4 separate regions of the Homo sapiens genome follow, and regions 2, 3 and 4 are each linked to region 1. Evidence: chromatin contacts called from ENCODE Hi-C or POLR2A ChIA-PET data. All regions are on one chromosome and are shown on one strand. The core of a region is the stretch at or near the end of the contact, and the rest is flanking DNA. Distances in the headings are between cores, read along the strand shown. Region 1 holds the start of DUT (deoxyuridine triphosphatase). Region 2 holds the start of AFG2B (AAA ATPase AFG2B). Region 3 holds the start of TRPM7 (transient receptor potential cation channel subfamily M member 7). Region 4 holds the start of SPPL2A (signal peptide peptidase like 2A).

The links. A loop is a pair of places that touch in the nucleus more often than their neighbours do. ChIA-PET counts read pairs that join two places held with the same protein, here RNA polymerase II (POLR2A). Pooled maps may share reads with other maps.
Region 2: a pooled map shows a loop between it and region 1 (18-fold over the local background). The contact joins the promoter of AFG2B here to the promoter of DUT in region 1. A Hi-C loop is called at or near these places in 1 of 37 single-sample maps with no recorded cell type and 11 of 50 pooled maps. POLR2A ChIA-PET finds 5 or more read pairs at or near these places in 1 of 52 experiments (RWPE1).
Region 3: a map of B cell shows a loop between it and region 1 (12-fold over the local background). The contact joins the promoter of TRPM7 here to the promoter of DUT in region 1. A Hi-C loop is called at or near these places in 2 of 168 maps with a recorded cell type or tissue (B cell and naive thymus-derived CD4-positive, alpha-beta T cell) and 11 of 50 pooled maps. POLR2A ChIA-PET finds 5 or more read pairs at or near these places in 2 of 52 experiments (activated T-cell and naive thymus-derived CD8-positive, alpha-beta T cell).
Region 4: a loop to region 1 is called in a map of CD8-positive, alpha-beta T cell, with 33 times the contacts of the local background. The contact joins the promoter of SPPL2A here to the promoter of DUT in region 1. A Hi-C loop is called at or near these places in 3 of 168 maps with a recorded cell type or tissue (CD4-positive, alpha-beta T cell, CD8-positive, alpha-beta T cell and naive thymus-derived CD4-positive, alpha-beta T cell) and 13 of 50 pooled maps. POLR2A ChIA-PET finds 5 or more read pairs at or near these places in 1 of 52 experiments (OCI-LY7).

Annotation. Positions count from the first base shown.
Region 1 is chr15:48,326,698-48,333,495 of GRCh38, forward strand. It overlaps DUT (deoxyuridine triphosphatase), which reads left to right and starts at 4,732. Exons shown (of 7, transcript NM_001025248.2): 1 at 4,732-5,098; 2 at 5,571-5,709. The coding sequence starts at 4,819. It overlaps DUT-AS1 (DUT antisense RNA 1), which reads right to left and starts at 5,159. Exons shown (of 3, transcript NR_186809.1): 1 at 4,866-5,159. RefSeq lists silencers at 2,771-2,961, 4,955-5,164, 5,215-5,509 and enhancers at 4,240-4,766, 4,767-5,291, 5,215-5,509.
Region 2 is chr15:45,399,576-45,406,596 of GRCh38, forward strand. It overlaps AFG2B (AAA ATPase AFG2B), which reads left to right and starts at 2,761. Exons shown (of 8, transcript NM_024063.3): 1 at 2,761-3,943; 2 at 5,745-5,930. The coding sequence starts at 2,855. It also overlaps a transcript of GATM not described here. RefSeq lists enhancers at 2,214-2,263, 2,274-2,343, 2,734-2,893 and silencers at 2,974-3,053, 3,444-3,593.
Region 3 is chr15:50,682,716-50,689,395 of GRCh38, forward strand. It overlaps TRPM7 (transient receptor potential cation channel subfamily M member 7), which reads right to left and starts at 4,082. Exons shown (of 39, transcript NM_017672.6): 1 at 3,816-4,082. The coding sequence starts at 3,818. LOC128092252 reads right to left here and starts at 4,002. Exons shown (of 4, transcript NM_001414947.1): 1 at 3,816-4,002. The coding sequence starts at 4,002. It also overlaps the pseudogene RN7SL354P. RefSeq lists enhancers at 3,170-4,034, 3,564-3,983, 4,294-4,473 and a silencer at 4,034-4,203.
Region 4 is chr15:50,761,028-50,768,154 of GRCh38, forward strand. It overlaps SPPL2A (signal peptide peptidase like 2A), which reads right to left and starts at 4,679. Exons shown (of 15, transcript NM_032802.4): 1 at 4,441-4,679. The coding sequence starts at 4,506. RefSeq lists a silencer at 4,254-4,713.

The DNA.
Region 1 (6,798 bases), core at 3,482-5,981:
CAATGTCAATCTACTGAGCTACTTACATGCTTAAGAGTTCTGTGTTGGTCTTATGAAATCAAGTCTACATATATTTATCTGGTCTTTGTGCTCTTCCCAAGAACCTGGCAGGAACATTTTTGTGGGTTTCATAAATTATACCCCAGTTCAGTGTTTTCACATTCAGCCATATATACTCTCGGGGGAGTATAAGACATTCCAAGGAGTTTCCTGATGGTATTCTGGACAAAACAGTTTTATAAGAATGAACCGTCAGCTAGTCAACATACAAATGTACTTTTTACTGAAACTGATCTGCCTATATTCTAGCCCTTCTTCCTACCTCCTCTATTGCAATTGCCCTTTTGCAAAAGATGGGCACACTTACCTATCCAAAACCTGACTGGCACCTTATCCTATGGTATAAAAACCTCTGGGCTTGAAACAAAGGAGCACTTCTAAATTTTGGTACCAGAACCCAAAGTATGGCTTCTGTCTTTTTTTGGCTTACACATATTTCTATTAAGCGTGAACTGTGGCATGATAAATGAGTATTTTGTTCCATGATGGAATGTTCTAAATTGAAATATAGATTCCTTCAGTTATAGGAAATGATGACAATTTTCCATTAATTTTTTCAGTTCTTCCATTCCTCAATGATCGCCAAAGAACATATTCCCCCGAGGAGGAGTTTGAGAGTTTTGTTCAAACTCACAAAAAACTAAGACAGCTCAACTGTCTATTGGAGATCCTCTCCATGGGAGGTTTGGGCAGAAGGACAGTGATCCAGATGGAGGTCGGAGATGAGAAAGAGGAGCAAAGAAAGTAATAAAAGCATGGGTAAATATTTTTTTAATGACTATAAAAAGTAGTAAAATAATGATGCTTATTGAGATTAAAAGATACATTTAATACACTAGACAGTAATAGCATATTTGTCAAAAGAAGGGTTAATGGTGTTAAAGCAGTCTAAGGTCCTTGAGTTATCCAGAAGACAATCATTTTGATTAATTTTATATTTTAGACACTGTATGTTTTAATTTATTTAAAATAATAAAACTAAAGAGTAAAACATCTAAATTAGAGGGGAAAGGTGAAATAAAAAACATTTAGTAAATTTCACAGAAGGCAGGAAAAGGTTTTAAAAAGGAACATCTGAAACCCAAATTAAGATAGGTTTAAATCCATCATGAAGGTTATATGATAGTGGAGGAAACAAACAGCTAACGAGTCAAGTGAATATACATGTAATTTTACATAGCAATATATACTATGCAGAAAAACCCAACAGGGTAAAGCATTAGATGCTGCCTAGGAGGAGACTATTTTTAGGTAAGGGAAGACCTAAGATAGAAAGAGGAGGTAAGTAAGACTCCAAGGGTTTTTATCGTGAGCAATAACAGGTTGAGAAGGGAAGAGGAGCCAAGGAGACTGAGGAGACAGCCAGTGAAATGGGAGGAAGTGTTTCAAGAAGGATGGTATGATCAACTGTGAAATTAAGAATGCTTGGCTTATTTACTACAAACATCTCTCCCAGACCTGGAAACACAGCCAGTAGCAAGGTCAGTATTAAGTTACCACAAGGCCAGGCACAGTGGCTGATGCCTGTAATCCTAGCACTTGGGCAGGCCAAGAAAGGCGGATTGCTTGAGCCCAGGAGTTCAAGAGACCCGCCATGGGCAACATGGTGAAATTGCATCTCTACAAAATGTACGAAAAATTAGCCAGGCGTGGTTGCACGTGCCTGTAGTCCCAGCTATCTGGAAGGCTGGGGTGGAAGGACCACCTGTACTCCAGCCTTGGTGACAGAGTAAGACCTTGTCTCAACATCAACAACTGCAAAAGAGTTACCATAGACTCAACAGGGGACATATAAATCTACAGCGCACAGTGGCTAAACGCAAGGGTTCTGAGGCCAGACTATCTGAATTGTGGTTTAACCTCCTTCTAGTTGTGATCTGTGTGATCTTGGGTAAGTTATTTAATCACTCTGTGCTTTGGTATCCTCATCTGTAAAATGGGGATAAAGAATTTGTTTCCTCTAGTTGTCATGATTAAACGAGTTTTTTTTTTTGAGACAGGGTCTCACTCTGTTGCCCAGACTGGAATGCAGTGGCATGATAATAACTGTCTGCAGCCTCCCAACTCCTGTGCTCAAGTGATCCTCCCACCTCTGCCTCCTGAGTAGCTAGGGCTACATGTGCCTGCCACCCACCATGCCTGGCTAATTTTGTATATGTTTTGTAGAGATGGGGTCTGCCTACGTTGCCCAGGCTGGTCTCGAACTCCTGAGCTGAAGCAATCCTCCCACCTTGACCTCCCAAAGTGCTGGGATTACAGGTGTGAGCCACTGCACCCAGCCAATTTTTTTTTTTTTTTTTTTTTTGCGACGTCGTTTTGCTCTTGTTGCCCAGGCTGGAGTGCAATGGCGCAATCTCAGCTCACCGCAACTTCCGCCTCCCGAGTTCAAGCGATTCTCCTGCCTCAGCCTCCCGAGTAGCTGGGATTACATGAATGTGCCATCACATGCGGCTAATTTTGTAGTTTTAGTAGAGACGGGGTTTCTCCATGTTGGTCAGGCTGGTCTCGAACTCCCGACCTCAGGTGATCCGCCCGCCTCAGCCTCCCAAAGTGCTGGGATTATAGGTGTGAGCCACCACGCCTGGCCTCGAGTTAATATTTTTTAAAGCACTTAGAATACACCTGACATAAAGTAGTAACAATGTGTATCTTTGTTAAAATGAGAGAGAAATCCCCAAAATGGCAAAGATAGGAAAAACAACCATGCTTTTCAAGTACTGACTTGCATTTTCAGAAGGTTCAAATTGGCACTAGACTTAGGTAATTGAATTAATCAGCATGACTGATAGGATAACTATAGTCTGATAAAGAAAACACCATGAAGGGCAGGGTGCGGTGGCTCACGCCTGTAATCCCAGCACTTTGGGAGGCCGAGGTGGGCGGATCACCTGAGGTCGGGAGTTCGAGACCAGCCTGACCAACATGGAGAAACCCCATCTCTACTAAAAATACAAAATTAGCCAGGCGTGGTGGCGCATGCCTGTAATTCCAGCTACTTGGAAGGCTGAGGAGGAGAATTGCTTGAACCTGGGAGGAGGTTGGGGTGAGCCGAGATCGAGCCATTGCACTCCAGCAAGGCTCTGTCTCAAAAAAAAAAACAAAAACTATGAAGTAAATTATGGTTGAAACATGTTTAGTTCTTAACTGCAGTATCTTGCATTTAAGGTGTATGTTCATAACAAGTTATATTTCTATTGTCATAAAGAACGTTCTATTAAATGCTTACTGGCTCAGAATCCTATTACTTTTTGCCAGTTAGATTATGGCCGTTTCTCTTTTAGTCTAAAATAAACTCAGCTGAAAAGTAACAATAAACACTTTATGTATACAGATTAACAACAAAAAATAGAAGGTAACCTGCTTGGTGTTAGATATTGTAATAAGCCAAACAAGTAACTTTTGTGTAAACACTGAAGTAAGTGCTTTGAAGAATTCATAAAAGTTTATGACTCTAATTCATGTGAGAGATAAAATGCATATACATCAGAAGATTACACAATGAAAGTATATGGCTAACGACTAATGAATGATATAGTAAGTGTTAAAAGAGATAAGATGGGGCAGAGGTCACTACTGATTGTAAAAAGTTTCATGAATGAAGCGAGACTTTTATCTGGGTCTAGGAAAATGAAGTCGTTACAATCATTACATCTTAGTACAAGCAAGGAATCAAATAGTATGTCTCTCATGTGAACATTTTAAGTAAATAACTGGAGAAAGTACTTCAACAAAATAAGGGAGCAAAATAATGTTGGCTCAAAATGAGGTCGAAAAGTTGCAGGGCTCGGATCGTGTTGCTAAAGGCATAAATTTGGGAGTCCTCAAGCTGTAGCTAATAGTTAACGTCCAGAGAAGGTAGTGTATATTCCATAGCCTCATGCAAAGGAATTCCAACTACGAAGACGAACCAGTTAAGGAGACCGAAAAGGGGGGGCCTGTATGGAAAGGCATAGCAACGAATGTAAAATTTCCCCAATAATACTCTAAAACTGCCCCACAGCTTTTTTAATTTTGAAAATTCAAAACCATTCAATTCAGCTCGCAGATTTTTGTGAGAAATAAGGAGATACTTGCAGCTCAGAAAAAATTATTAACAACTATCTAGAAAGTTACTGCTTTATCCCCCACTGTAAACTATACTACCACGACCCGGGATCCTTGTTCGACTCCTAGCCAAGGGGTTCCCACTGCGTTTCTGTTGGGTTATCCCAAACCTGTGATAGGATAGTAGCGCCCTCCCTGCCTCCGGTCGAATAAACACTACAACGTCTGACACTCGGTGCTGAAAGGAAATCGGGCGCGGTGTCTTGCCCACAGCTTGGGGAGCGGCCCCGGGCGCAATAACTGTCACCGGCGCCGAGATGCGGTTCCGGCGCTTAGGGCGCCGCTAAACTCAGAGCCCGGGAGTCATGGCTGCGGGCGGTGCCGCCCCAGGTAAATCAGTCCAGGAGCAGGGCCCGGGCCTGGCGTACACTCTCGGAAAAATGGGGGCCAGAGCAAACAAGAAGAGCGAAAGCAAGAGGGCTAGGCAGCCAGAGGCGGCAGCAAGACTCAAGACGCCAACGGCGCCGTCTTCCTGGGGCCCCAGGGCCTGCGCCATCCCTGGGCTGCCGGGGCACCGCCTCTCCACGCCCCTCGTCCGGCGGCGGCTGCGACTGCTTCCGAGGTCATGTTCCCAGGACGGGCGCGTCTTCAGGGTGGAAGCCTGGCGCACGTCCGGAGGTGCCGAGGACCCAACCAGCCCAAACTCTGGGGGAAATGACTCCCCTCTGCCCTCGCCCCGCGCTCTGCTACCATTTCCTTACGTCTCTGCTTCGCTCAGCGATGCAAAACGCGCGAGGCGCACGGCAGAGGGCCGAAGCCGCGGTACTCTCCGGGCCAGGCCCGCCCCTCGGCCGCGCCGCGCAGCACGGGATTCCCCGGCCGCTGTCCAGCGCTGGCCGCCTGAGCCAAGGCTGCCGCGGAGCCAGTACAGTCGGGGCCGCTGGCTGGAAGGGCGAGCTTCCTAAGGCGGGGGGAAGCCCGGCGCCGGGGCCGGGTAGGAAAGGCGGGGGAGGGGCTCCGGCCGTCTGGAAGGAATCCACGCGGCTTGAGGCTGTGGGGGAAGTAGGGTGGCGAGCGGTCCTTCTGCGCGCGGGGGGCGGGGGGGGTGGGGTGGTCCATTAGGGTCCCCTGGCGAGGGGGCGGCTTTCTAGTGTGTGAGGGCGACGCCCTAGAAGCTCCCCTTCAAAGTTGGCCCCACGCGCTGAATGTGGAAAGTTGACTGGGACCCAGTAGTTTCCCATCCCAAACCTGCTTTCCGAGAAGGGCTTCAAACCCAAAATGTGAATCCCGCCTCCCCTCTCAGCCAGAACTGTGGACTCGTCCCGGGGAGGGGCGGTGGGTGGGGCGGGGCTGGCGGGAAATTTCGGTTTTGGCGCGCTCCCTGCGGCGACGCTCATCGTGCGCTCTCCTCTTCCCCCGGTGGTCTCCTCGCTCGCCTTCTGGCTCTGCCATGCCCTGCTCTGAAGAGACACCCGCCATTTCACCCAGTAAGCGGGCCCGGCCTGCGGAGGTGGGCGGCATGCAGCTCCGCTTTGCCCGGCTCTCCGAGCACGCCACGGCCCCCACCCGGGGCTCCGCGCGCGCCGCGGGCTACGACCTGTACAGGTGAGCGGGGACCTGCCGGCGAGGAGGCTGGGAAGGGCCGGCCGTCCGCTGCCACAGCTAGAAACAGTCACCGGAGAGATCACAGGAACACACTAGCTATAAATAGGATTTCTGCCTTTTTCGTGTTTAAAATTTTAGCTTTCATCTTTGGCATAAATTAAATAGAGATTTGGGCAAAGACTGCAGAATAAGTAAAATAGCTATACGGTGTCTAGCAAGGCGTTACTTTGCAACGTTTATTGTGCCCTTCCTAAATAGAAGATAGAGAGGAAGGCCCATGGTGGCTTTCGAGTGGCCCGAGGGTGATGCTGTGCTCAATAGAAAAACCAAGGTGAGAGCCTAGATGTGAGCGTGAAAATACCTAAGAAGGATGAACGAAGATGCATCTGCCTTAAAAAGTTATTTTCTATACATTCATCCGGCCCAGGGCGGAATTTGAGAAGGCATCTGAAAACGAAAGGCAGAGCTGCCTGTAATCTACCACACTTTCATCTCTACAGCACGTTTTACCTGTACTAAAAACTTTCCGTATGCTGTTGTATTTAGTCCTCACAACAATCCTTAACTAGATAAGTGTTACTTTTTACACAGGCAGGAGTTTGTGAAGAGCTGAATTGATTTCCCCAGAGGCTTGAAGATGATATAATTTTTTATCCCGAATTTTGGGCTTTTTTTTTTTCATCTGACTACTGTGCCCAGTTCTTAGAACCATTAAGGTAGGAGAAAAGTAATGCTGAGAGGGAAGGAGATTTTATACTAAATCCCAAGCATTGGGATTTATTTTAAAGTATCTCAGATAATTCAAACATGAGAACTATTAGTCTAAGCACAGGAGAAGAGAAAGTAGTGCCTGATGATAGCAACAGAAAAAAAAGGAAAAGGAAAGTAGGTATGGACAATTGTAGCTGGAAAAACTACAGTCTCTTAATTTTGATGAATAAAAGTAGAGTGATATAGTTTGACTAGACCTTTCCAAAGTATATTTTGGAGCACTTTCTTGAGTCCTAGGGGAGTCCTTGATTTAAGATACCTTAAGTAGACTCCTAATAAACACAGGTGACTTTCTGTATACTGAAATTGACATGGAAA
Region 2 (7,021 bases), core at 1,511-4,010, 2.9 Mb before region 1:
TGACTTCCCAGCCTCCAGAACTGTAAAAAATAAATTGCTGTCATTTATAAGCTACCTCGTTCGTAGTATTTTGTTACAGCAGCCTGAACAGACTAAGCCAGATAATATATAGAGACAACAGATGGCTTCATACACCTAGGTGTGAATCCTGGGAAAATTGAGTGGAAACCACAGTTGAGAACACCAACGTCCTAACAATCCTGTAGCCTTCAGGCTTAGTTGGTTCTGGACTCCCTCTAGTGGTTCAATTCTAGTGCTTTAATTGATGTTCTTCAATTCATAGAATTAACAAATTTCTGGTCAGATTAAAAACAACTAAGCAAAAGAGCCACACAACTCCCATTAGAATGGTTTACCACAAGGAGGCCAGGTGCAGTGGCTCATGCCTGTAATCTCAGCACTTTGGGAGGCTGAGGCAGGTGGATCACTTGAGGCCTGGAGTTCGAGACCAGCCTGGCCAACAGGGTAAAACCCTATCTCTACTAAAAATCCAAAAGTTAGCCAGGCGTGGTGGTAGGCACCTGTAATCCCAGCTACTTGGGAGCCTGAGGCAGGAGAATTGCTTGAACTTGGGAAACAGATGTTGCAGTGAGCTGAGATCCTGCCATTGCACTCAAGACTGGGTGACAGAGCAAGACTGTCTAAAAAATAAATAAAATTTTAAAAATAAAAAGAATGGTTTATCACAAGGAGATTATGTCATTGAATGGCATGATAAATATGGATGTTCAGATGGCTGAAATCATAGTGTTGCAAATGGTTAGACCTAAAGGGACAGAATGGATTTTACTGGATGATTGGGAAAGACATTTATAGTTTTGCTCAGAGTGAGTGGATAAGAGCTGAAGGCCCAGTAACAGAATTCCTTGTTGCTTTTGTTTGCAACCTATGGTAAAGACTGGATCTTTTAGAGAAAGAGTGAAGTGAAATAATATTTCCTGTGCATATGGATTCTATAAGGTCAGAGGGTTCTTGTTTGACCTTGTATAAAATCAACCTCTTAGACCAACCAAAAGCAACATGTAGTTTCCTTCTCATCATATTCCTAATAGCATAGTTTGTGCCTCTGTTTTAAACCAATTCAGAAAATTTTGAGGCCGATTTAACTTTATTGGCTCCCTGTTTTGGCTTTGGTTATTCCACTCCATTAAACCTTTACTTCTTGGCCATTTCTGCACTGTAAATATAAGTAAATCTACTAACTCTTTTACATGAGATCCCTTTACATATTTAAGACAGTTATCCTGTCCTCAGTAAGTCTTCTTTCCCTCTCCCAGATCCTTAAAGCTTCTTGGAGCTGAATAGAAGGAACTCGATGAGGTACAGGCTTCTGATAAAATAACTTGATAGGCATGTAATTCACACCTTTAGGGGTCGGTAAAAACGATGGCTTTTTTTTTATTTCAAAAAATGCAAAGCTGTTATTTAAAAGTCCCCAAACCAAAAAGAACTGAAGCCAATGGGATTAAGAGGAAAAAAGAAAACAGGAAGTAATGGGTGACTTATCCATTTCAAGACCTCCTCCTGCTATTTTCTGATTCCTAAATTGTTCCAGAATCGATTTAAGCAGACAAGTACAGCTGAGACCAGGTAAGTTACTGTCAAGTCAAGAAGTCTGTCATGTCTGCCATGAAGTTTGGACAGAATGAGATCAGGAACTGGCATGGGTCTTAAGATCCCAGATCTGACAGTACTTCCCATTGATAAGATATTACTACACAGTCTGTAATTGATTATTTGCATAGATAGAAAAAAAAAACTTCCCAGCAACTTAAGCACTCTAAAATATCAGTTTTGTCAACTCACAAATTTGGGTTGCAGTGAAAGTGGGGAAAATAGAGGTAGGAAGATGTAAGTCAAATAAAAACAAGGTATATCTTCTTGTCTTTGAGTATCTGTAGTTCTTTTTTAACGGCAATTAAGAGGGATAGAAAATGTATTCCAGCTGATAAAAAGGAATTCCCTGTGCGAAAGGGAAAGGCAGAAAGCAGCTGGAAAAAAAAAATAGCAGGCAGTTGTCTTAATAACGTAGATAGGTATCGCCTCTAATACAGGACTTAGTACTGTTGTGCCCCAATTAGACAGTAAGCATTGATCGCATGAACTTTAGTGATTAACTTGTTGCCAAAGAATATTCAAAAGAATATCAGAAATCAGAACAAATGTACTGTTGGTGTGCTACAAATCCATCAGGTAGCCTAGTTTTCCTTCTTTCCTCTCTACAAGGGATTTTAAGCGCTACCGTGTGCTTCCCTCCCACTATGCTGGTACTTTCCCATAGGAAGGGTTGTGCCTGGACCTCCCAGATTGGAACCCCGATTACCGAAGGTCCCAAGGCTGTATTCTCAGTTACGCCAAGTCACCTGAGACATTTGCACCAGAGCACCCAAAATTCTGTGCCCATGCGGATAGTTAGAGTTTCTTCACAAAATAGCAAAGTCTCTAGGTTGCTATTCCAACGGCGGTAGTACTGATGCTCCAGTTCGAAGGCCAGGAAAACAGAATGTAAAGCCGGTGACTTCCAAGATATATGTAACCACCAAAGTACATGCTTAATGACCTAGTGAAGTGAGCTTAAGCCGCCTCCCAGACACCTGTAACGAAGACCATCTCGGGAAAGCTCTGGGTTAGGCAACTCGATTTCACGAAAGCGGACACCAACGCTCTACCCAGAGGCCCGAGCGTCGTCTAACGTTTCCATTGGCCCTTTCGGCCTTCACTCAGCTGCTAGCAACGCAGTCTGCCCTAGCGCATGCGCGCAATCTGCTTCCGGCCTGCGAGCTCGGTGTTCCGCTTTTTGTGGGCCGGGTGGGTTTCCTAATCTGGTTTCGTCTGCCTGGTTCATCTGTGTGCGATGGCTCCGGACTCGGATCCCTTCCCTGAAGGGCCGCTCTTAAAGCTGCTACCCTTAGACGCTAGAGACCGGGGCACCCAGCGCTGCCGCCTGGGCCCGGCCGCCCTCCACGCCCTGGGCGCGCGCTTGGGCTCGGCAGTGAAGATCTCGCTACCCGACGGCGGCTCCTGCCTCTGCACTGCCTGGCCTCGGCGGGACGGAGCGGACGGCTTTGTGCAGCTGGACCCGCTGTGCGCGAGCCCCGGGGCGGCGGTCGGGGCGTCGAGATCCCGGAGGAGTCTCAGCCTGAATCGCCTCCTCCTAGTGCCCTGTCCGCCCCTGCGGCGCGTCGCCGTGTGGCCGGTGTTGCGAGAGCGGGCAGGCGCGCCCGGTGCCCGGAATACAGCCGCGGTGCTGGAGGCGGCACAGGAGCTGCTGAGAAACCGACCGATCTCCCTGGGCCACGTGGTGGTCGCTCCGCCAGGCGCTCCTGGCCTGGTGGCTGCCTTGCACATCGTCGGCGGGACGCCCAGTCCCGATCCCGCTGGGCTGGTCACCCCTCGTACCCGCGTCAGCCTTGGCGGGGAGCCTCCGTCGGAAGCCCAGCCGCAGCCCGAGGTGCCCCTGGGAGGTCTTTCGGAGGCGGCCGACTCGCTGCGGGAGCTCCTCCGCCTCCCGCTCCGCTACCCGCGCGCCCTGACCGCGCTGGGCTTAGCGGTGCCTCGCGGGGTGCTCCTGGCGGGGCCCCCCGGAGTGGGCAAGACCCAGCTGGTGCGGGCCGTGGCGCGCGAGGCGGGCGCGGAGCTGCTGGCAGTCAGCGCCCCGGCGCTGCAGGGTTCCCGGCCTGGGGAGACCGAGGAGAACGTGCGGCGGGTCTTCCAGCGCGCCCGGGAACTGGCCAGCCGCGGACCCAGCCTCCTCTTCCTGGACGAGATGGACGCCTTGTGTCCCCAGCGGGGCAGTCGAGCACCCGAGAGCCGCGTAGTGGCCCAGGTGTTGACGCTGCTGGACGGCGCCAGTGGGGACCGCGAGGTCGTGGTTGTGGGAGCCACTAACCGGCCGGACGCTCTAGACCCAGCGCTGCGTAGGCCCGGGAGATTTGACCGAGAGGTGAATGGGCTTGGCGGGTTTGCCCACTGTCGGTGGAACCTCGGCCGCTTCTGGCGCCATTTGGCTGCCCCGGAGGCGTTTGCCTCTTAGGTTTGAGCATCGGTGAGGTTGGAGTTGGGGCTCTTTGCAATGCAGAGAACACGTTCTCTGCCGATATATGATCTGTGAGTCAGGACCTGTATTTCCCCAGAGTCAAATTGTCAGGACCTGTGAGTCAGGATCTGAGAGTCAGGACCTGTTTCCCCAGAGTCTAATTGTTTTGGGAAGCGAGGTGTCCATTACAGATTAATTTTGTTGTGCAGGTCCTATAATCAGTAATGTTAATTCTTAAGAGAATTTTGGTCACCTACAAGCGTGTTAAACTCATTTTTTGGAATGAGAATTTAAAGAAGGATAGCCTCAAGAAGTAAGTGTGTTGAAATAAAAAGGGAGAAGGTGGGGAAGAACTAAATGGAAGCAGGCATTAACTCTTCTGGATTTATTCATTCCTTGTCATAACACCAGCATCCTATTCCACAATTGAGGAGGTACCCACAACTGCTCCCTGAGTTGTCAGGGAGGTTGAATATTCAGAGCTGTCCTATTTTAAGCTTTGGTCCTAAATTGACTTGAATTCTAAAGAACAGTTTGAAATTTAGTGACTGATATTTCTATTTTGTGATAGGATTCAAAAGAGAAATGATAATTACACACTTTTAGCTCAGTTAGTTCAGGACTTGAGTGGATTTCTTCCTTGCACTATCTAGTACCTGTGTCCTTAAGGGCAGGGACCTAGCTATCTATACCTGGCTTCTAGAACTTTGTGTGTTCTTAAAAATAACAAAAACTTGTTAAATGACATAGAATTTTCATTGTGCAACTTTCTAGCCAGTGTTACTCCTCTGGAATATTAGGATTTTCGTATATTCAGAATCTAAAGTATACGTAAAGTGCACGGTACTAGTTCCAAAGTGGTTCACTAAATTGTCGTACATGTTTGTCAGGATAAAAAACATATTATTATTTTGGCCGGGCGCGGTGGCTCACGCCTGCAATCTCAATACTTTGGGAGGCTGAGGTGGGTGGATCACCTGAGGTCAGGAGTTCGAGACCAGCCTGGCCAAGATGGTGAAACCCCGTCTCTGCTAAAAATACAAAAAATAAGCCGGGCATGGTGGCACATGCCTGTAGTTCTAGCTACTCTGGAGGCTGAGGCACCAGAATCACTTGAACCAGGAGGTGGAGGTTGCAGTGAGCTGAGATGGTGCCCGCTGCACTCCAGACTGGGCAGCAGAGTGAAACTGTGTCTCAAAAAAAAAAAAAAAAGAAAAAAAAAATATATATATGTATACACACACATATATAAAATTTTTTTGGAAGTAATTCTTTTTTAATTGATCTATTTTTATTGATACATAATTGTGCATGTTTTGGGGTACATGTGATATTTTGGTACATGCATACAATTTGTAATTATCAAATCAGGGTGCTTAGGATATCCATCACCTCAAACATTTATCATTTCTTATCTGAGTGTTGGGAATATTTCAGATTCTCTCTAGTAGCTATTTTGAAATATACGAGAAATTATTGTTAACTATAGTCACCCTACTACACTATCAAACATTACACATATTCCTTCTACCTAACTGTATGTTTGTACCCATGAGCCAACCTGTCTTCATCCCCTCACCCCCAACCCTTCCCAGTGTCTGGTTGCTATCATTCTGCTGTCTACCTCCATCCATGAGATCAACTTTAAAAATAATATATTTTAAACTATATACTTCTTCTTCTTTTTTTTGTTTTGCTTTGCATATAGGTGGTCATTGGGACTCCCACACTTAAACAAAGAAAGGAAATTCTGCAAGTGATTACCTCGAAGATGCCCATCTCCAGTCATGTTGATTTGGGCCTTCTTGCAGAAATGACAGTTGGCTATGTTGGTGCCGACCTGACAGCACTCTGTAGGGAGGCTGCCATGCATGCCCTCCTTCATAGTGAGAAGGTAAGAAGTGTTAATTTATGAACATCTATGTTAATCTATTATTGTAACAGATTAATTTGGGGGTTAAAAAAAAGCGGTGAGTACATTTTCCTTAGAACATTTGATAGCTTCCACAGCTGTTGCTTATACATTTTACATCTCAACTCTATATAAATAGTATATGATTGAGGGTGGGGATAAAGGGCTGAGTCCTCTGGGTCTACTGAGTGAATTTGTTCCCTACTCTTATAGTAACTCCCTAGTGCTGAAGCCCAGAGCAGCCAAGAAATAGTGTGGCCCCAGAAGAATCAAAGAGTTTTTTTAATTTGAATTTTTTTATTTTGAGGCAATTTCAGACTTAGAAGTTACAAAAATAGTACAAAGAGTTTCCATATACCCTTCTCCTAGATTCTCCAAATGTAACATTTGCCACATTTGCTTTATCATTCTCTCTTCATGTGTATTTCCTTATATATATACATATATATAATGAAATATTTGAGCATATACTACATCCATGATGCCCCTTTACCCGCGAAAACGTAAGTGTATATTTCTGAAAAACAAGGACCTTAACCACAGTATGATGATCAAGCTGAGAAAATTAACGCAGACATAATACTTGTACTTAACCTAAATAGGCCTTAATCTAGAATCATACTTCAGGCTTTCTTCTATGAAAACATAACTTTTTAAGAGTCAGTTATTCTGTGGAATATTCGTCAGTTTGGGTTTGACTAATGTTTCTTCATGATTCAATTCAGGTTTTGCATTTTGGGCAGGAATATAATAGAAATGATCCTGTGTCTTTCTCATTGCATCTGTTAGGCAGCACATGATATGTTTCTGTTCTATCACTGGTGAAGTTAACTTTGATTTCTTGGTTAAGGTGGTGTCTGTGAGATTTCTCCATTGTCAAGATACCGTTTTTCCCTTTGTTATTAATAAGTATCTAGTGGGAGAAATAAGCTTTTCTAACCTAGGAGAAGATTGGGCACTTGGAATTGTATTTAAATTTGTCCTTGATCTGCAGGTCTGTAATTCATGACTATTTCCTAACAATATTTAAGATATTAGATTAAATATAATACTTTTCAACTTTGTTGGTTGTA
Region 3 (6,680 bases), core at 2,832-5,331, 2.4 Mb after region 1:
CAAGTCAAACACTGTATTCACATTCAACTAATCTAATAATTGCAAAGCATCATCTAAAAGTGACACCCATCTTAAGTTCTTTTTACTGATTCACATAAATGACTCAGTTAAAATCCCCATAGTCAAGTAATGCTTATGTCCTAAACTAACCTCAACCACTGAATTTTGCTTCCCGGTACCAAACTTTTTTTTTTTTTTTGAGACAGGGTCTGGTTCTGTTACCCAGGCTGGAGTGCAGTGGCATGATCTCAGCTCACTGCAACCTCAAGCCATCCTCCCACCTCAGCCTCCCAAGTAGCTGGGACCACAGGTGCGCATCACCATGCCCAGCTAATGTTTTTTTATTTTTTTTGGTAGAGACTGGGTTTCGCCATCTTTCCCAGGCTAGTCTTGTACTCCTGGGCTCAAGGGATCCACCCGCCTCAGTCTCTCAAAGTGCTAGGATTACAAGCATGAGCCACTGCACCCTGACCCAGGTACCAAACTTAAAGCATTTGACATTTAACAGGCAGTCACTTAAAAAAAAAAAACTGCAATTTACTTATATGTTGAAAGATTTCCCAAAAAGAAAGGAGAAAAGGAAACCCAGAATGAAATAATAGATCAATGACAAAAACTAAATGACTACTACAAAAACTACTACATGAATAACATATGGGGAACTTCACAACTGAGAGATCAGGCATCAGACAACACGAATCCACTGGTCAATCTTAACATTTAAAAAAAAAAAAAGAAGCCAGGGTCAGTGGCTCACGCCTGTAATCCCAACACTTTGGGAGGCCGAGGCGGGTGGATCACCTGGGGTCAGGAGTTTGAGACCAGCCTGGCCAACATGGCAAACCCTGTCTCTACTAAAAATACAAAAATTAGCCGGGTGTGGTGGTGGACGCCTGTAATCCCAGCTTCGGGAGGCTGGGGCAGCAGAATCGCTTGAACCAGGAGGCAGAGGCTGCAGCAAGCCAGGCACTCCAGCCTGGGTGACAAGAGCAAGACTCTGTTCCAAAAAAAACAAAATAAAACAACAACAACAAAAAAAACAAGTGCAAGACTCCTTCTCAAAAAACAAAGACAGTATGTGCCTCTTAATGTAATGCAACAGAAAGTACATAGTACTATCTATGAGTATTGTCAAAGTATGAAACTAGAATCTGATCAAGTCTTTTTTTTTTGAGAAAGACTCTCACCCAGGCTGGAGTGAATGGCGCAATCTTGGCTCACTGCAACCTCCGCCTCCAAGTTCAACGGAGTCTCCTGCCTCAGCCTCACGAGTAGCTGGGATTACAGGTGCCCATCACGACGCCCTGCTAATTTTTAGTAGAGACGGGGTTTCACCATGTTGGCCAGGCTAGTTTTGAACTCCTGACCTCAAGTGATCCGGGATCAGCCTGTCGCCGCCTCCCAAAGTATGGGGATTACTGCGCCCCACCTGATTAAGTCGTTTTTTTTTTTTCTGAGACAGAGTCTCACTCTGTCACCCAGGCTGTAGTGCAGTGGCAGGATCTCCGCTTACTGCAACCTCCACCTCCCAGGTTCAAGCGATTCTCCTGCCTTAGCCTCCTGAGTAGCTAGGATTACCACGCCCGATTACTGATCAAGTCTTTAGATTAACTACTAACTAGTTCACAGGAAATAAAGAGTAGAAGCTGGGCAAAGTGGGGCATGCCTGTAATCCCAACACTTTGGGAGGTGAGACAGCCAGATCACTGGACATCAGGAGTTCAAGACCACCCTGGCCAATATGACGAAACCCCATCTCCACTAAAAATACAAAAATTAGCCGGGTGTGGTGGCTCGCACCTGGAGTCCCAGCTACTCGGGAGGCTGAGGCAGGAGAATCACTTGAACCCAGGAGGCGGAGGCTGCAGTCAGCCGAGATCGCTACACTGCACTCAGCCTGGGCAACAGAGCGAGACTCGGTCTCAAACAAAAAGAAAAAAGAAAAAAAAATACAGAGGAGAAAGAAACATGTTACATGACACTACAGGGATGCATTCAACAAAATCCAAACTGATGGAAATTCTACAAGGCAAATGATGGGTTTCTTTCAACAAATAAATGGTAAAAGACACCCCCACACCCCAAGAGAGAAGGTACTAGAGACTGAAAGAGTTACCGACCAAATGCTATGTGCAGAATTCTTTGTAACCTGATTCTAACAAATCAACTGACTAAAACATGAGACAATCAGGGAAATATGCTGAATATTTAATGATACTAAGCAATTATTAATTTTTAGGCATGATAATAATATTGTGGTTATGTTAAAAAGTCCTTGTCTTTTTAGACATAAACACAATAAAGTATCCATAAATGACATTTGTCTGGGATTTGCTTTAAAATTATCCCATTGAGGAATGATAGAAGAAATAAAATTCACATGGTTGAAGCTGTTGAAACTGGCCAATGGGTATATGGTAGTTCATTCTACAATGTATCTTTGCAAGTTTGAAATCTCCCATGTTGGCCTGGCGCGGTGGCTCACGCCTGTAATCCCAGGACTTTGGGGGGCTGAGGCGGGCGGATCACCTGAGGTCAGGAATTAAGAGACGAGCCTGCCAAACATGGTGAAACCCCGTCTCTACTAAAAATGCAAAAATTAGCCGGGCATGGTGGCTACAGTCCCAGCTACTCGGGAGCCTGAGGCAGGAGAATCGCCTGAATCCCGGAGGCGGATGTTGCAGTGAGCGGAGATCGCGCCACTTCACTCCAGCCTGGGCGACAGAGTGAGACCCTGTCTCAAAACAAACAAACAAAAAAGAATAAGGTGGAAAATAGTGAAAGACACATTATTTATTCAAAGTATTACTACATTTGTGTTATAAGTAAAACTCTTATTTTAGTTTTGTATGGCACTTGAATTAGCGTCCAGTGAAAAGCAAACTTGCCAGACTCCAGCAGAGGGAGAGTTGTTTGCATAAAGCCTATCAAATTCAAGTACTGACCAAAAATACCTACTTTGCTCTTCATGTCCCTGATGTAAATGACTTTCTTAAGAAATCTTCAAAATTGGTTCCTGATATCCAAAAATAAAAAGCTCTATCGGAAGCTGCAATGCACCGCCTCCCTCTCTCCATTCCGCACCTTTCGGTTTAAAACACGATCAACTGTTCTCTGGGGCAAGGGATGCGGTAGTTCGACTTAAATCCTGACTGACAGTACATTGTCTTGGTCCCCACAGAAGCCTCCCCCCACCCACCAAAATCCTTAATTCTTGCTAAAGAAAAAAGATCTACCATCAATATTGTCAAATCCCTCCCTTTTGGTTCCAAAAAGGAAATGTACCTGTAGAGTATCCGCTGCACAGCAAACAAGGCACTGCTCCAAACCCGTGTCCTCTACCCCCTTTTTGCACCCTTCTAGCCCTCCCTCCCTTTTTTCCATGTAAAACTTGAGCAGAGCATTTGGTTCCCTTATCTGCCAGCAACTGGCGCCAGGAGGACCGTGCTCCCAGGAGATGCGGAGCTTGTAGGCTGAGCCCTGCGTCGGGCGCGCTGAGGCCGCTCAGCTGAGCCCAGCCAGGTAGTCCCGGGCTCGCGCCTCTGCCGCCTGGAGAGGCCCTCGCTGGGAGCCGAGTCTCGGCTCAGGGGATTCCCGCGAAGAGGTGTCGCCTCTAACTTGCTACCTGCTCCCGCCCCTCACCCCAGAACGAACTGCACACCCGTCCCGAGAGGACAAATCCGGAAGCCTCAAGGCAATTCGAGGGTCCTTCGCCGCATGGAACGCGGCTCCCCACACACTTGCCTGCCAAGTCTCTCCTTTACCGCCCGCAACCCCAGAACCATTCCCCGCCCGGGCCTGCGTGGGTCCAGTACCATTCTCCTCACGGGGCGGACTCCGGAAGGGCAGCAACTCCACCTCCTCCTCCTCCGCGGCCTGTAGCCATCTATCGGGAAGCGTCTCCGGAGGCGGCAGCAGAGGCCGCCGGACAAGGAACGCCCAGGGAAACCTTCTCAGAACTAACTCAGCTCCGGCGCTAGCAGCAGAAGCCGAGTCTTTCATAATTGTGCGACCAACTCCTCCGGGTGACTGGCCACAGGGACGCGCCCGCGCCCGCCTCCGCCGGCGACGGGGCTGGGGACGGACCACGTGAGCGGCGCGGCGCGGCGCGTGCGTCGCCGCCCGCGGGTCGGGTCACGTGAAGGGCGCGCGCTCCCTCGATTCCAGGCCGCCTCCCTGCGCGCCGCGCGCACGCGCTGGGCAGGTTCGCGCCGCCACGCCGACCGCCTCTGGGTTCCCAGAAAGTGGTGGGGTGTTCACGCCGTATCTCCGTTGGGTACCTAGGCGGGACTTAGACAAACTTCAGCCTCAGCTACGAGAGTGGAACTTGGGGAATCGGAGGTTGAGGGTTAAGGTTCAAGGCTTGCGGATCCAGTCTGGAGTTGCTGTGTGGGCTCATTCCGCTAACTAGGCCTGGCCTGTGCCGACTCGCTCCAGCAAACTCGAGTGTCGCAACACACTCTGTGTGCTTCAGAGCGAGTAGAGGCTTTAAATGTTACTCTCTCCTCGTCCAAAATGCAGAATCATCTTTTTACCCCAATCATGTTCTTTCTCTAGCCTCTCCTGTTGCTGCCGGTAAATATTCTTCTTTGTTTAACTATGGGACTGTCTTTTTCCCTCCAGAGATACTCACCCACATACACGCATACACCACACCTTCTGCACCAAAAACTGGGTTGTTCCCTTGATGTAATATGTACCTATCCACCTTTCCATTTATTTTGCTGTCACACATGCCAAGGTTTGGCTATTAGCAATGGTTTACTAAATGTTATTCCTTATCTACTGGGAAGACCACAATCAGTTTAATTTTCTTAAAACTGCTTTAACATCTTTCTGCTCCTGAAGTCTTCGAGAGTTCCTCAATCTGACCCTCAGGGATCTGACTGTCTTATCTCTTTTTTAAAAACGACTTTATTTTAAAATAATTGACATGACAAACTGCACGTATTTAAATGTCCAATTTGATAAGTTTTGACATACCTGTGCACCCATGAAATCACCATAATCAAATGAACGTATTCACCTCTAAGTTTCCTCCCCCCCCTTCATAATCCCTTCATCTCGTCCCTCTCCATCACGTCCCTTATCAACTACAGATCTACTTTCAGTACAGATAAGTTTGCACATGCTAAAGTTTTATATACGGGAATCATACAGCACGCACCTTTTTTTTCCGTCTAACTTCTTTCATTCAGCATAATTATTGCCTCTCAAACATTATGACCCACAATTCACTGAAGTAGGATCTTCTCTCAGAAAAAAAACTAATCCACCCACTGGTTCCCCCAGCTTGTGAACAATCTTCAGGTATTGTGTATTTCTTCCCCATCTGGCAGGTCCAGCAGAACCAAGACTTAAAAATGTTTTAATATATGTGTCACACTAAATTGTCAGCCTTGGGGAAGGCATCTTGACTAATTTATGCATGCAGTCAATAAATGTTTATCTTCTGGATTTCAGTTGGGCCTACACATTTCCTGCCTGTAGGGAGTTTATAATCTAGAAGGTAGAGGCAGACAAACTGGAAAATCAAAATAAAATGAGATTAGAGTGCTTTGTTTCGTTAGAACTTTGTAACTCTGGTCTTTTTGTACTCACGAATGCTTCGCTCCTTAGTTGGATGGTGTAGAAATGAAACAAGATGAGCTCCTTGGCACTTGCCAGAACTCTTTGGTAAATTGGAAAATTTAGAGTTAGAAATGGGGAACAGGATTGGGTGGGCGCGGTGGCTCATGCTTGTAATCCCAGCACTTTGGGAGGCCGAGGCGGGTGGATCACCTGAGGTCAGGAGTTCTAGACCAGCCTGGCCAACACGGTGAAACCCCGTCTCTACTAAAAATACAAAAATTAGCTGGGCATGGTGGCAGGCGCCTGTAATCACAGCTACTCGGGGGGCCGAGGCAGAAGAATCGCTTGAACCCAGGAGGCAGAGGTTGCAGTGAGCCGAGATCGCGCCATCTCACTCCAGCCTGGGGGACAAGAGCAGGACTTCGTCTCAAAAAAAAAAAAAAAAAAAGAAAAAGAAAAGAAATGGGGAACAGGATTTATCCTTAATTGAACTAATCAAAATAAATTCCTTAATTTTCAAGTGATCAACCAGCCTTGAAATTCACAGATGCTGACTTTCAATCAGCAATCAATTCTGGAGAATGAATTTATTCATTCAAAAAATATGTATTGAGTCAGGCACAGTGGCCCATGTCTGTATTCCCAGCTACTCCAGAGGTTGAGGCAGAAGGCTCATGTGAGCCCAGTTCTGGGCTGTAGTGTGCTATGCGGATTGGGTGGCTGTGCTAAGTTCAGCATCAACGTAGTGACTTCCTGGGAGCAAGGGACCACCAGATTGCCTAAGGAGGGGTGAATCAACCCAGGACAGAAATTGAGCAGGTCAGAATTCCTGCTGATCAGTAGTTGGATAGTGCCTGTGTATAGCCACCGCACTCAAGCCTGGACTACGTAGCAAGACCACGTCTCTTAAAAAAATATCACGCCAGTAATCCCAGCACTTTGGGAGGCCGAGGCGGGCAGATCACAAGGTCAGGAGATCGAGACCATCCTGGCTAATACTGTGAAACCCCGTCTCTACTAAAAATACAAAAAATTAGCCGGGCGCAGTGGCGGGCGCCTGTAGTCCCAGCTACTCGGGAGGCTGAGGCAGCAGAATGGCGTGAACCCGG
Region 4 (7,127 bases), core at 3,429-5,928, 2.4 Mb after region 1:
AGAGACATGGTCTTCTCTGTCACCCAGGCTGGAGTACAGTGGCGTGATCATAGCTAACTGCAACCTCAAACTCTTGAGCTTAAGTGGTCCTCCTACCTCAGCCTCCCACGTAGCTGGGACTAGAGACACAAGCCACCATGCTCAGCTAATTTTTTAATTTTTTGTAGAGGTGGGGTCTTGCTATGTTGACCAGGCTGGTCTGAAACTCCTAGCCTCAAGCAATCCTCCAAAACAGAACTTTTAAAGACACTATGAGGAAGACTCAGGATTCTTCAAAGAACTTTGAAGCAATTTAAAAAGACAGAGCTGCCGGGCACGGTGGCTCACACCTGCAACCCCACACTTTGGGAGGATGAGGCAGGCAGATCACCTGAGGTCAGTAGTTCGAGAGTAGCCTGACCAATGTGGAGAAACCCCCGTCTCTACTAAAAATACAAAATTAGCTGGGCGTGGTGGTGCATGCTTGTAATCCCAGCCACTGGGGAGGCTGAGGCAGGAGAATTGCTTGTACCCGGGAAGCAGAGGTTGTGATGAGCTGGGATCGCACCATTGCACTTCAGCCTGGGCAACAAGAGTGAAACTCCATCTCAAAAAATAATAATAATAAATAAAATAAAAAGAGCCAGGGCCAAGAGCGGTGGCTCACGCCTGTAATCCTAGCACTTTGGGAGGCCGAGGTGGGTGGATTGCCTGAGCTCAGGAGTTCAAGACCAGCCTGGGCAACACAGTGAAACCCCGTTTCTTCTAAAATACAAAAAATTAGCCGGGCATCACGACGTGCACCTGTAATCCTACTCGGGAGACTGAGGCAGGAGAATTGCTAGAACCCAGGAGGCAGAGGTTGCAGTGAGCCGAGATAAGGCCACTGCAATCCAGCCTAGGCTACAGAGCAAGACTCCATCTCAACAAAAAAAAAAAGAGAGCCAGCATAAACAATATCCATTGTCTTTGAAACAGAATCCCATGACTGCGTCCACACTGAGAAATAAAGTTCTGACCATTGTGACCCAGGGTCGAGGTTGAACTGGGGAAGGAGAGGTGCAAAATGTAATTATGGCAGCCAGGCATGGTGACTCATGTCTGTAATCCCAGCACTTTGGGAGGCCAAGGCAGGAAGATCACCTGAGGTCAGGAGTTCGAGACCAGCCTGGGCAACATGGTGAAACCCCATCTCTACTAAAATTACAAAAATTAGCCAGGTGTGGTGGCAGGCACCTGTAATCCCAGGTACTTGGGAGGCTGAGGCAGGAGAATCACTTGAACCCAGGAGGTGGAGGCTGCAGTGAGCTGAGATCGCACCACTGCACTCCAGCCTGGACGACAGAGCAAGACTCCATCTCAAAAAAAAAAAAAAACAAAAACCCAAAAAATAAAATGTACTTATGGCAAGGTCAAGACACAGCTAACTACCTGCTAGGCGCTCATTTAATTTCTAGACCTAATGGGTTTAAAAAATATTAAAACAGCCAGATGTGCTGTAGCTTCAGTTCAAAATACACAGTGAGGTCACTCTGATGTGAAGATGACAAGATGAGGAGGGTAGGCAAATGATCTTTAAGGGCCTTTCCAATACTAAATCCTCTGCCTCTTCTAGATGGATGTGCCAGTGGTTTCTGAAGACTACGTGCTGCTTCCATTATAGATGAGGATGTTGGCCCTGTTATTACATGACTAAGGGGAAGCAGTGCCAGTTTCTTTTTTTCTTTTCTTTTTTTTTTTTTTTGAGATGGAGTCTCGCTCTGTCACACAGGCTGGAGTGCAGTGGCACGATCTTGGCTTACTGCAACCTCTGCCTCCCGGGTTCAAGCAATTCTTCCGCCTCAGCCTCCCAAGTAGCTGGGATAACAGGCACGCACCACCACGCCCGGCTAATTTTTTTTTTTTTGTATTTTTTTTTAGTAGAGACGGGGTTTCACCATATTGGCCAGGCTGGTCTCAAACTCCTGACCTTGTGATCCACCCACCTGGACCTCTCAAAGTGCTGGGATGACAGGCGTGAGCCACCACGCCCGGACAAGTAGTGCCAGTTTCAAGAGCCCAGAGAGGAGAAATGAAATGATTGAGCTGGCATCACTAATCAAAGGAACTCAGAAAGGCTACCTAGAGCTGTAAAATTAGGGAAGAGGAATAAACAAAGGGCTTCAGGGAGAAAATGGTAGAAGACTTCAGACAGAGTTGGAGGAAAGGAACTAGGTATCCAGAAAGGAGAAAGAACTCCAGCTGAGGAAAAGGAAACCAGATCTACCCAAGTTCTCAGAACACGAAAGGAATGAGAAAGAACATCTCAGGAAATTAAAGGAAGGAGGAACCAAGAAGAAAACAAATCCATAAAGAAATCAACAAGAAATAGAAAAATCAGTGATACTAGCTGGTATCGAAAAAAGATCCTTACAATTTAAACAGATATTGTCAGTTTATTCAGTCATCAGGACATTACATCCCATATAATAAGATGCACACCAAACATTTGCAGTGTAGAAAAATGTTACTTAATCTTCACAACAACCCTAGAACCGAGGAATATAGAACCCGAGATTACCATGGTGAGGTACAACAAAGCACATAGGTGCAATATAAAAGGCCTAAAATCGCCGGGCATGGTGGCTCACGCCTGTAATCCCAGCACTTTGGGAGGCCGAGGAGGGTGGATCACGAGGTCAGGAGTTCGAGACCAGCCTGACCAACATAGTGAAACCCCCATCTCTACTAAAAATACAAAAATTAGCTGGGCATGGTGGTGCTTGCCTGTGATCCCAGCTACTCGGGAGGCTGAGGCAGGAGAATTGCTTGAACCTGGGAGGCGGAGGTTGCAGTGAGCCGAGATCGCGCCACTGCACTCCAGCCTGGGCGACAGAGTGAGACTCCGTCTCGAAAAAAACAAAAACAACAACAAAAAAAGGCCTAAAATCCAGAACGTGGGAGACAGCCTAGATACAATTTAGAACAGGGATGATCTTTAGATTTGTGAAGGCTATGAAATCAAATGACAAGTCTACTTAAGTAGAGTTTTCTGGTGAGAGGGCTCAGGGCCTTTAATAAGAATTTCAATGTGAGTTTATGAGGAACTGATGTATCACTAAGCTATTAATTTATGTTGAGAAGGGATTAGTACGAATGTGATATTCATTCTTAAAATCAGCTCAAGAGATTCAAATGAAAATGAATGCAAAAACACTTTGAAAAGTTTTATATCTAGGTTATAGTTTTGCATACATCTACATACTATCTGAATATCTTTTGGACATAAGTATTATCTGTCTGATTACACAGTAAACACCTTAAAGACTCCGACTAACACTGCTACTTTGTTGCTCTTTTTATATCGAACTCCCCTCCCCCAGCAATTTTTAGATACATTCTCTCAGGTTCCTGATGTTGCCTGTCAAAGTTATGAATACACCAAAAGGCACTTACTTTTTGGCTTAGATTTTGGTTTTTCAATAAATATTAAAGACACTTTTGTATTCACTAATACTAACCCCTTAAACTGGAGAGTCAGCAAAACAGTCTTTCAAAGAAATCACACATTCTAATAGAACGAAACAAGCTTACACGACACCAATTCTGTAATAAATAACATGCGTAAGTTTCCAACCTGAAACTCCCTAAGTAAAAGTCACTAGAAACAAAAACTGAAACACCGGGTTCCTGACACCCCACTCCCACACTGAAGCTCGAATTACTTGAGGCTGAATTTTAAAACACTATTACTTCTCTGTGACTATGAAAACAAATCTATGAACACATATTTCTTACTTACATTTAACCGACGCTCCCCACCCATCCCTTTAAATTAGGCAGAAAACTGAAAACCACTAAAAGCATTACATTTTGGTGTCTTCTTTTAAAAGTTATTTTAAATTACTGCTATTAAAACCCCCCCTCCAAAAAAAAAAAACCCTCATAACAGAATCAAATGAGCCCTAAGGCGAAGCAGGAGCTACAGTGGGGGAAGGGAATTTTAAAAAGACATCCGTGTTAGTGCAATTAAAGTGCAGTCCTCGAACCGCTAAACATACTGGCGCCTTGTATAATTTTTTTTTCTTCCCAAGGGTAAAAAGCGGTAAGAAAGGCTTAGACAATAAAACCCAGAGGTCAATTTTAAATATGCTGGGACAGTGAGCAACTATCGAGAAGCATCAAGGTCAACGCAACCTAAGGGGCTCCTCTGATCTTTTTGCGGTAGGTATTTCGCCAGACTTCAATGGGCGGGAACCGAGTGGGGGGCGGGAAAGTTGGGGGAAAGAGGGTGGAAAAGAGGAGGGTGGAAGGAAAGAGATGAGTAATGGAAAGAGGAGGGGAGGAAAGAGGAGTGCGAGAGCAGGCCGCGGAGGTGCGGGCAGAGGGGAGGCCGGGCGAGGAGTAGGGGAAGGGAGCCCCGGCCTTGGCCCCGGCCCCGCCCAGCCCCTGGGAGGCCTGCGCGCCTTCCCGCCCCCTTACCAGCTGGAGCAGGAAGCCCCAGAGTAGGGCGGCCCCGGCAGGGGACAGCCGCCGCTGCGGCCCCATCGGACTGGTGGGTGCCGGGTGGGACGGCACGGTGCGGCGCAGCTCACTCGGCGGGGTAGGCTCGGAGTCCCGCCGCTGCGCTGCCTCCGTGGCCGGACCGGACCGGACAGGCGCGGGCGGCCGGGCTACGACTGGACCGCCGCTGCTACAGCGGCCGCCACAGCAGCGCGACTTCCTCTTCCGGCCCCGCCCGTAAGATGCGGAAACCCCCGCGCCGGGCTCGGAGAGTCCCAGCGCTCTCCCGGTATCCAGGCGTCCCGGCGTCCCGGCGCTACGAGGCCACCGGCTGCGGGTCTGAGCCTGTCGCTTTCCGGCTGCCCGACTTTAACTCACACCGAAGCCTGGCGGGAGAACGGATTTCTCAAGGCTCGGAAGTGTCTGAGCGTCTGCTCGGTTCCCCAGTAACTACCCGAGTGTTGCATGCAGCCAGAAATCTAAGGGTCACCCTAATTCATCTGCCTGTCATTTGTTCCTGGCCACTCTGACTCACCACATAACCCAGATCCATCCACTTTCTCCAGAACTGCTGCCACCACTCTATCCAGGCCACCAACTTCCCTCTCCTCCAAACGGGTCTCAGTTTCCCCTCCGGACAGCCCAGTAGCCACATAACAGTCCCAGAGCCATCTTTCAAAACATATAAGTCAGATCATGTCTCTCTCTATCACACTTGGAATAAAATAAAAACTTGGCCGGGTGTGATGGCTCACACCTGTAATACCAGCATTTGGATGGCCGAGGTGGGCGGATCACAAGGTCAAGAAATCGAGACCATCCTGGCCAACATGGTGGAACCAAGTCTGTACTAAAAATACAAAAAATTAGCTGGGCGTGGTGGCACGCACCTGTCGTCCCAGCTACTCGGGAGGCGGAGGCAGTAGAATCGCTTGAACCGGGTAGGCGGAGGTTGCAGTGAGCCGAGATTGTGCCACTGCACTCCAACCTGGGCGACAGAGCGAGACTCGGTCTCCAAAAAAAAAAAAAAAAAAAAATCAAAACTCTACTCTAGCCTGCAAAGGTAAATCTGGCCCCTGCCTTCCTGTCTCCCCATCTTCACTACTTTCCCACACTTTAAGGCGCACGGACCTTTGGCCCTCCCGGCCTTTGCTCTGGTGGGCCGCCCGGACTTTGCTCTGGTAGTCCTCCCTGCTGGAGTGCTCTTCTCTCCAAAGCTCAGAATGCCTGCCTTGTTGACATTCACTTATCAGCTTCAATGTCGCTTCCCCAGACGGGACTTCCTGACATACCCAATCTAAAGTACCTGTCCAGTCACTTTCTTTTCTTTTCCTTTCTCTTTTTTTTTTTTTTTTTTTTTTGAGACGGAGTTTCGCTTTTCTTGCCCAGGCCGGAGTGCGATGGTGCAATCTCGGCACACTGCAACCTCCGCCTCCCAGGTTCAAGCAATTCTCCTGCCTCAGCCTCCCCAGTAGCTGGGATTACAGGCGCGTGCCACCACACCCGGCTAATTTTGTATTTTTAGTAGAGACGGGGTTTCACCATGTTGGTCAGGCTGGTCTCAAACTCTCGACCTCAGGTGATCCACCCGCTTTGGCCTCCCAAAGTGTTGGGATTACAGGCATGAGCCACCGCACCCGGCCTGTCCAGTCACTTTCATATTATTGTTTATTTTAATTATCTGCACAGCACTTTTCATTCTATGTATAGGTTCATTTATTTATGCCACCTCCCACTTCATAGCAAGGGGTGTCTTTGCTTTGTTGACTGCTATACCCTTTACATCTACAGTATTTGGCATATAGTAGGTCCTCAGATATTTGTTGGATGAATATTTAATATCAAATGCTGAATAGGACAGTGTGCCTGCCACCCCACAGCTCATAGTTTAACGAGGGACACAGATGTGTGAGCAAACACAGTTCAGGGTGAGTAGTGACTCTTGTTTGCACAAGATGTTATGGAAGTATCAAAAGGAGTTATAAAAGGGGTGCCAGGAAAAATACCAGCCTGAGCTGAGTCTGGGTGAGTTAATTTTAGCCAGGCAAAGGGTAGAAGAAGGGGGGCACTTCCAGGAAGAGTGAGCCATTAGTGTCAAAGCCAAAGGTGGCATTGAAGGAACTGCAAAACTTGGGCTTGGCTGAAGTTATGAGTGGTGAAAGATGACATGTGAGAAGAGGCCAGAGGCAAAATCATAAATACATTGGGACTGTTTGTGACTTTGGGCTTTGTCCTGCCAGGGGTAGAGAACAAATGAATAATAAATAGGGCAATGACATACACTTTCTGTTTTAGAAAGCTCTCTATGGTGGCTGGCAGGGCAGCAGACGTGTTGAAACAGGTCAAGAAGTGGAAGCCAGGACACCTGTTAGACATCTGTAGTAACAAAATCCAGGGACACTGAGGGCTTGAACTGTGGCAGAAGAAATAGGGAGGAGGAGATGGATCTAAAAGACTTGTAGCAGAATTTGGTAACTTTGAAGACATGGAGATAAAGGGAGAGGTATGATTCCCGGGTTCTTGCCCTCGGCTATTTATTGAGTTGGGTGCCAAAGGCGAAGTAGGTGGGGGTTGATGGGATAAATGGGTCGGGGGGAATACTTTTGGAAGTGGGTTTGAAATGCTTTTAGGATATCCAAGTGCAAATATCTGCTGTCAATGGCTAT